Linked DNA regions of Homo sapiens: region 1 is linked to region 2. A link is a loop called in an ENCODE intact Hi-C map of the cell type or tissue named here. Cell type or tissue: endothelial cell of umbilical vein. All regions are shown on one strand. Each heading gives the region's core, and the rest is flanking DNA. Links, peaks and the distances in the headings are about the cores only.

Region 1 (4,396 bases), core at 163-4,162, 82 kb before region 2:
GATATTAGCTGTCTATAACCAAGACAGGGCTGTTGGCTTATTATGGCAGACAGGGTTGGTAGTTCATTGGTAGTTTTCAGATGAAGAATTCACTATAAGTGCTAATAAAGCCAGGCCAAGCTGATCGTTGTCCAGGAAGGAGAATAGACAAGGAGAGAGCTCTCAAGAGGGTCAGTCATCAGGAAAGGAGTGGAGAGAAAGTGTTCTGGGGGTTCCAATATGGACTTAAGAGAAGTCATCTCTGAGAGCCTTGTTTCATGTTTATTTTCAACTAGATCCATCCTTTTCCCATTCCTAGCATTCACGCTCCCATCCCAAATCACTGAAGGGTTTCAGGTCTTGTTATAGGAACTATTTTTTAAAAAGTGTTTTTTTGTTTTGTTTTGTTTTTTGAGAGCGGGTCTCACTCCGTCACCCAGGTTGGAGTGCAGTGGCACAATCTCGGCTCACTGCAACTTCCACCTCCCAGGCTCAAGTGATCCTCCCACCTCAGCCCCCACAGTAGCTGAAACTACAGACATGCGCCACACACCTGGCTAATTTTTGTATTTTTTGTAGAGATGGGGATTCGCTACATTGCCCAGGCAGGTCTCAAACTCCTGAGCTCAAGCATTCCACCTGCCTCGGCCTCCCAAAGTGCTGGGATTACAGGCATGAGCCACCATGCACGGTCTAGGGAACTATATTTGATACAGTTGTGATTGTAGGGAAAAATGAGAGAAATGGAATATTTACCCATAAAGTGTAGTTATAAAATTCCTTTAAATTTTCTATTTTCTTCTCCAATATACTTGGAAGCTCAATATATTAATATTCTAGATGTGCTGAATACCCCCCTCTTCTGTCTCTGAGAACACTTACAGTCCTCGCCATTCATCTGGCCCTCCACAGAGTCTGCCTTAATACTGAGGCTGGCTTTTCCACAAGTGCTTTCTCCTTCCTTAGTAGTTACTCACAGACCACAGTTCTTGGTGGTCACCTGTAGACCTGGTTCTGAAGAAGCAGCATAATTGTTACCTGTTTTTCTTCCCAATAGACTCTGAGCCTCCTTGACGGGAAAGATTTTCCTTCTGGACCTCCATCTCCCTGGTGAAAGAAAGGTGGCACATGGCAAATCTTCAACAAACGTTGGCTGTTTGAATGGATTGGTGAAGGATGAATGGATAAATGAAGTGCAGATCCCTTGCAATTGGAGTCTGTGTTAGGGTCTGTGTTATACCTCCTGTATCCTTGGTACCTGGCACTGTTCCTTGAACAGAGTTTTTAAACCCGTGGATGCTCTTTCAGCATGGAAGTCACTGGAATCAGTATTTAGGGGAAGAGTTATGAGTTGTTCTTTATTTCTCTATTAGTTATAACCAGCTTACTTCCACAAAGAGCTTAAAGAAAAAGAACATTAAGACTAGGACTTTTTCTCAAACATCTTACAGATTACAGGATTGTTCTTTTGAACTCTGAAAAATAAGCTGGTTTTGCTGTCAACTTTATGATTGGGTCAGAAGTCATCAGTGCTTTAACAACAGAATCTTGGGTGTGGTGTTTCCATGATTTCACCCAGGCATGTTCCCAGCATGAACATAAGGGAGGGAACACATGATTAAATAACGGTTTTTAACATCTTGTCACAACTACATGTTTAGCCGGACTCTCAATAAAAAATGAATGTGTCCTCAGAGTCACTTGTCTGTTTTAGACACATTTCTAGCAGCACTTTGAACTTTCTTTAAAACATCACACGCCCCTTGAAAGCAGAGTCTGTGCTCTCAGGCTATGTGTGCAGTGAGTGTCTATAAATCCGCAATCACTTTCAAATCTATGGGATTATAAGGCCAGGTCATCCCATGCCCTCAAAGCTGAATTCCAACTTAAATCAAAACCGTTTTCTGACTTAAATCACAAGTGCCCTGACTGGTATGCTCACAACTTTCTTTCCTAATGACTAAAATGGTCTGTGTGTGTGTGTGTGTGTGTGTGTTTTTCTCAGTTTGGCTCTCCCCCTTTCCCCCCTCGTCCCATCTTTCTCCTTATCTCAACAAAACCATCAATTTGCCAAGTAACCACTGTGGAAATTTCATTAGAGCTGCTGTATTTTACTGTAAATATCACCCACCCAGGGCATCCGGTTGAGCGGCACCAGATGTGCTTTCCTGGCCGATCGCCAGCCTCTGCTGAGCCATCGCCCTAGAAGGACATTTTCACCTCTGTGAGTTCGTCACATCAAGAGTAGCTCTTTCCAGAGACTTCTGTTAATAACAGAGAAAGTCTGTCTTGCTTTGTGCTTTAAATTGTGTGCCCCATGTGCTGGAGCTGCATCTGCACAACAGTCTAAAGGCGAACAATTGGGCTCTGTGGTGTTTTGTGGTGTATAAAGTGAGATTCTCATTCTGTCCTAATGAGATGAGTCCAGGCGACTCTGCACACCACTGTAGGGTGGATTGAAGAGATTTGGCAGCCTCTCCATTCCCTCTTCTGGTTTTGGTTTTCCCACCTCTTTACCCACCCAGGTTTCTCCCAACCTGCTCTTGGTACAAGCTGAAGCTCCAACCCTCAGTATCTTAGCATGTGACCTTATTTAGAGATAGGGTCTTTACAGGGGTAATCAAGTTAATATGAGGACATGTGGGTGAGCCCTAATCCCATATGACTGGTGTTCTTTTCTTTTTTTTAACTTTTATGTTCAGGGGTACACATACAGGTTTGTTTTATGGGTAAACTCATGTCGTGGGGGTTTGGTATATATTATTGCATCACCCAGGTACTAAGCATAGTACCTGTTTTTTTTTTTCTGAACCTCTCCCTCCTGCTACCCTCCTCCCTCAAGGGGGCCTCAGTGTCTGTTGTTCCCCTCTTTGTATCTCTGTGTCCTCATTATTTAGCTCACACTTATAAGTGAGAACATGAAGTATTTGGTTTTCTGTTCCTGCGTTAGTTCCCTTAGGATAAGGCCTCCAGCTCTATCCATGTTCCTGCAAAGGACATAATATTATTCTCTTCTTATGGCTGCATAGTATTCCATGGTGTATATGTGCCACATTTTATTTATTCAGTCCACCGTTGATGGGCATTTAGGTTGATTCCGTATCTTTGCTATTGTGAATAGTGCTGCAATGAACACATGCGTGCATGTGTCTTTATGGTAGAATGATTTATATTCCCTCGGGTATAGATCCAATAATGGGATGGCTGGGTCAAATGGTAGTTCTGTTTTTAGTTCTTTGAGGAACCACCACACTGCTTTCCACAATGGTTGAACTAATTTAGACTGGTTTAAGAAGAGGAGCAGAGACGCAGAGGCAGATGTGCAGAGGAAAGAGGATGTGATGACACACAGGAAGAAGACGGCCATGTGGCTGGGGTGATGCCTCTACAAGCCCAGGAACACCAGGGATAGCCAGCAAACATGAGGAACTGGAAGAGGCATGGAAGGCTCCATTCCTAGAGCCATCAGAGAGAGGATGGCTCTGCTGACACCTTGATTTCAGACTCCCAGCCTCCAGGACTGTGAGAGAATACATTTCTGATGTTTTAAGTTGCCCAGTTAGTTCTTGGTGTCTTGCAGCAGCAGCCCCCAAAAAGGAGTACCCCTCTCTTTCTCCCACTCTGCTCACAGCAGCTGTCTTCCAACTCAGGGTCGTTCCACAGTCATGCTCCGCTCTAGCTGCATTCCAAGTGGCAAGTTTTTCTCTCTTTGCCCTCCAGCCCTCACAACGTATCAGTCTTTGTCCACTTCTCCAATGCCTCAGTGTCTTTAGAGTTATTAATAGTGAAGGGACTACCTAAGAACAGTGGCATCTTAGGGCACGGCTGCTGGGCTGACAGGTCAATGGTCTGGGTCCAGGTTGTACATAACATCTACCAGAGGTTTCCCAGGAAAAATGGCTTCCACTGTTTCTCAAACTGGAATCTGAGGTCTCTCTAAGAGTTGTTTTTCTTGAGACAGGGTCTTGCTCTGTTGCCCACACTGGAGTGCAGTGGCACAATCACAGCTCACTGCAGCCTCGACATCCCGGGCTCAAGCAATCCTCCTACCTCAGCCTCCTGAGTAGCTGGGACGACAGGTGCATGCTACCACGCCCAGCTAAGTTTCTAATTTTTGGCAGAAATGGGGTTTCACTATATGGCCCAGGCTAGTCTTGAATTCCTGGACTCAAGTGATCCTCCCACCTCAGCCTCCCAAAATGCTGGGATAACAGGCATGAGCCATTGTGCTCAGCCACTCTGAGAGTTTTTTATCTTGTGTTTTCATTTACAAGACCTTCTAAAAAGTTATTAGTCTTCCAATTATAAAATCAAAACTTCTGTTTTGCAGTGATTATTACAAGCAAATATAATTTTTAAATCCATTTTCCTCGAACACTTTTTTCCCCCCTTAAAAGGGGGCTATTTATTTCTCAAA
Region 2 (4,396 bases), core at 161-4,160:
CTTTGATTGTTCATAATCCATAGGTTTAAATTCTATTTGAGAATTTGGGGGGACTAAAATCTGTAAAACAAAAATAAAATCCTAAGCCCCCTAACCAATTATGAATCCCCCTATGGGCCAAGGGGATCCCAGAGAAGTCTGAAAACCAAATTCCTGGCCATGATGGAAAAGGAGGTTGGACACACCTCATCGTACTCCCTCCCTTTAGGAGTTCAGGCAGCACTGACCAGCATTAACATTAAAACAGACATCATAAGACTGACACAACAGACTCTTCGTGGCAATAAAATTCCAAATTCCAGCCTGACTCTGGTGTAGCATCACATGGCAGACTGAAGGAAATAAAAATATTTTACTACCAAATATATTTCTTTGACATATTTTGAAATGGCACTGTGAAGCCATCTTTTGGGGGGAACTGCAGAGAACTGCAGAGAATCTCGCTTAATACGGTTCAGCCTTTCCCAGGTCTAGAGGAGATTAAGACTCTGACCCCTTTAAGGGTCCAAAAGGAGACATTTACCACCTATTCTCTCTGAAAGCAGTTACCCGGAGGCTTCACCTACGTAACAAGAACCTTGGTCTCCACAGCTACCCTTAGAACTCAAGCATTCTTTTTTACTGACTTCAAGGCTTTACAAAGCTTAACTCTTAACCAAGTGACAATCAGAAAATCTTTGAATCCACTTACAACCTGTCAGCCTCACTTCACCTTCAAAACATCCAGGCTCTTTAGGCTGAACCAATGTACATTTTTAATGCACTTATTTATGATTTTACTTACAGTTCCTGTATCCCTAAAACATAAAAACCAAACTGTAACCTGACCACTTCAGGCATACTTTCTCAGAACCTGTTGATACTGTTCTCCATGCCATGGTCACTCATATTCACTCAGAATAAACCTCTAAGTAGTTTACAGAGTTGTTGTTTTTGTTGTTTTCTCACTGACCCATCAAAATAAGTAGTTTTCTGAATCCACTTCCTCTTTTGGAAAGTAGTACACACGCTCATCTCTTCTGTGCTGAGCTGATTTCTGAAATAAAATCAAAAGAAGTTCATCATTACAATTGCAACTTCTCTAGTTCCTTGGGTTATAATCTATATCCATTGGGATTCAAACTGAAACACAAATACTAGGTGGAATCAAGAATTCATTCTAGGGATTTGACTTCAGGCACTTGCGGACGCTTGTCTTACATCTGGTGTTGGAGTCTGAATTCTGCAGGGCAGCGGGTCAGGGTGGCAAGGCAGATGCAGAGCAGGGAAGTGAGGACAGACTGGAGCCATCTTCTGCCTTGTGTTGTCTCCAAGTCTGGCCCCTTTGGCTCAAGGACCTAAACATGTGCTGCCTGGGTCTGAGAGCTGAAGGAGTGGATCATCTGGCTGCTTCTGCAGGCCCACAACATGAGCCAGCAGACTAGCGGCATGCCTCAGATGCCCTGGTGATCCTCCTCCCACCTTCAGAGCGGGGAAAGAACAAGGCTGCCACTTCCCTTTTGGCTTCCAACTGTGGTGCAAATGTATCTTTGCTGGGCCCTTGCCGGGAACCATGCAGGGTAGGGGATTCTGGGAAATGTAGTTCCAGCTGAGCTAAAAGGCCCCACAAAGCTGTCAATTTGAAGTCTTTAAGGCTGAAATCCTCCTACTATCTTGTGACCTATTTTTTCTTAATAATGTTCATCTTATCCTTTCTACTTTAAGTTTATTTCCCTTGGTAGAGAAAATAGAAAGTGAATAGATAGAGTAATCCTGCTTTCTCTCCATTATTCGCTAGCGTTGTGCTGTATGCACCCAGCAGTGGGCTACTCCCCTCTTGCTCCCTGTGACTCTGATGAGAGCTAAAGTGTCCTGTCTGTCCTTGGTAGGTCCCATGAGCTCCTGCTCTTCTGAAATGTCCCCTTCTCAAGCTATTGGATCAGATCCATTGTTGTTCTGAATGAAATTCATTGTTTCCCTTCTTTTGTCTGTGCTAAAATCTAAGAGGGTGTGGGCTCATTGTCTCAAGGCTTATACATTCACACTTCTCTTGCTTTAGAGTCAAAAGTAAGTCTAATGTAGGAATTCCCCTTCCTTCTCAACAGTGGGGCACCACACCACCAAGGCCATGTAACAGGACAGACATACCCTTCTGGCTACCTGCTGCCCTTCTGTGATCATTTTTCCCTTTGAGACTGCCCTTTATGCAATTAAAAAAAATAATTTGGACAAAACTGTGTATGTGTATGCAAACATGTGTGTGTCTACAGGATATAATTTGCCCTGGTAAGGCGGGCCTACCCAGTAGTTTGACTTCACAAACACTGCATCTCCTGGGGGTGGCTTGGAGCAGTCTGTAGGGAGTATGGAGGTGAAGAGCAGAATTGGCCAAAACCTCTAAAAAGAGAATGACAGAGAGAGAGAGAGAGAGAGAGATGTATTCTTTCCCTCAACAAAGAGTAGAGGCTGACTTTAACCCCTGAGAAAGAGAGAGAGAGAGTGAGTGTGTGTGTGTGTGTGTGTGTGTGTGTGTGTATGTGTGTGTGTAAGGGCTGCCAACGGCAGGAAAAGCTACAGAAACAAAAGCCTTCACTGCAGAGTCAAAAAATGAACAGGAAATGGTCATTAACATCCTGCAAATGTTCTGATCTGCTGTAGAGGCCCTGACTCCTAGGTGATTAAATGTGAAAGAATTTCAAAAATCAGGCTGTGAAATGAGTCTTTTTAGTTAGGAGAGAAGGAAAGCCCTATTGGGTAATTCTAAACCTTAAGAACTGAAGGAGAGTCTCCAAATTTCAGCGCCAGCATCCTATTTAATGTAGATCTCCTCTGCTGCTTTCTTCAGACATAATCCCAAATTTCCCCCTAAAAGCACCGAGTTAGTTACTAAGTATTTTGGTAGCCATTGCCTCCCAAGGGGACAAGGCTCTTCTATGTCCTCTTGGAGCTCTCTGAATTGTCCCTTCTACCCTAAGTCACCAGAGTCAGAAGACCCTCGAAAATTTTTGAACTAAAACACAAAACGGAAAACAATAAGAACAAAGGGTATTTTCTCCTCTTTCTTTATTTACTTGTTTTAATTGGTATTTATATTTACCTATGTGAAACCGTATTGCTCTGACCTTGTCACATGGCATGGATTCATATCTGGAATGAGGTTAAGTCTTCTGGAGCTGTGCTACATTTTTATTCTTAACCTGAGGAATATGAGAATTCCGACACCCATTGGTGATAAGCCTCCATTTACTTCTAGATTTAACCTAATACCATGCAACAGTCTTGATCCACAGTGCTTGAGTTAATTGTACTGGACAAGGCAAGTGTGTGTCCAGGTGGTAGACATGTCTATGAGATGGATTAAAGATGCAACAGATACAAACATCTCTAATTCAGAGGTGCTTTATCTTGTACATGGCGGGAACAGCAACTGCATATCTAGCACATGGTATATACATAATAGCAAACATTTAGCATATTGTACCACTATTTAATTCTTACAGCAATCCTATAAGAATACATATTGTTACATTAATAATTTCATCTTATAGATGAGAGAACTAGGTTCTGAGATATTAAGTAATTTCTTTGCCCAAGGTCTGGGCAGTTTTAGAACTGGGATTTTTGACCTGGCCATTACACTTCCTGCTCCTCGGAAAGGTCTGAAGCAGCTCCACTTTTATAAGTGATGGAATTAGGCTCCAACTCTGGTTAACCTGCAGGAGGTTTCTGAACAGGAACAGTTCACAGCTTGCTCAGCTGCCATACTTTTCTCTGTGGTCTTTGTTTTCGGCTGTGTTTTGGTTTTCAAGACAATCATGAACCTCACCACAATTGGAAGACATCTCATCTTTGATGAGCTCTGACAGGGCTGATGAGTTGGTTCCTGGACTCTCCACGGTTGCTGTTGGGCTTTAGGCTAGAACTCTTCTGTACTTTCATCTCTTTGAATACGTTTCAGGCAGCAGTTAAGCGGGTCTGAAATTACATGTGAAATCAAATTTAAAAACAACTGATTATTTTCTCTTCCTCAGTCTTTCATCTATAAAATATAAATGTGAGTCCCTTTTTTTTTTGTTTTAGAACTAAACTAGGGTCTGTTTGCCAAGTGCGGTAAGACCAGATATCCACACCAAGTTTTGCATCAGGAGAAAGAAAGGTGTTTATTTATCGGGCACCAAGCAAGGAGGACTATGCAGCCAATGCTTAAATCCTGACCTCCCTGATGGCTTGTAGGTTAGGGGCACATTTCAGGAAAGCAGAAGTTACAGGCACAATTATAAATCAATACATGGCACTTATTCCTTGGTTTTGTACTAAAGGGGTGGGATATTTTGGGGAGTGGCTATAAGTCATAGGTAGATTCAAGGATTTTCTGATTTGCAAAAGCTTTATTTAAAAATTTAGGGTCAGCAGAAAA

Evidence for each region. A loop is a pair of places that touch in the nucleus more often than their neighbours do. Peaks named below come from ENCODE experiments on the same cell type or tissue, not always from the same donor. Only the 100,000 strongest peaks of a DNase experiment are listed, where the experiment ranks them.
Region 1: a loop joins it to region 2, with 2.1 times the contacts of the local background. A loop is called at or near these places in 2 of 110 quality-filtered maps.

The regions. Positions count from the first base shown.
Region 1 is chr6:15,878,018-15,882,413 of GRCh38, forward strand. No RefSeq gene overlaps it. Among named protein-coding and RNA genes, the nearest start is that of LINC02543, 110 kb to the right of the region's middle. RefSeq lists an enhancer at 2,241-2,290. In endothelial cell of umbilical vein, for the core only: no CTCF peak of the experiment used is centred there; a DNase peak (open chromatin) is centred at 2,094.
Region 2 is chr6:15,959,984-15,964,379 of GRCh38, forward strand. LOC105374949 (a long non-coding RNA gene) reads right to left here. Exons shown (of 4, transcript XR_926532.3): 2 at 3,806-3,954; 3 at 953-1,036. Among named protein-coding and RNA genes, the nearest start is that of LINC02543, 33 kb to the right of the region's middle. RefSeq lists enhancers at 1,355-1,649, 2,714-2,783. In endothelial cell of umbilical vein, for the core only: no CTCF peak of the experiment used is centred there; a DNase peak (open chromatin) is centred at 2,588; H3K27ac peaks cover 1,827 bases.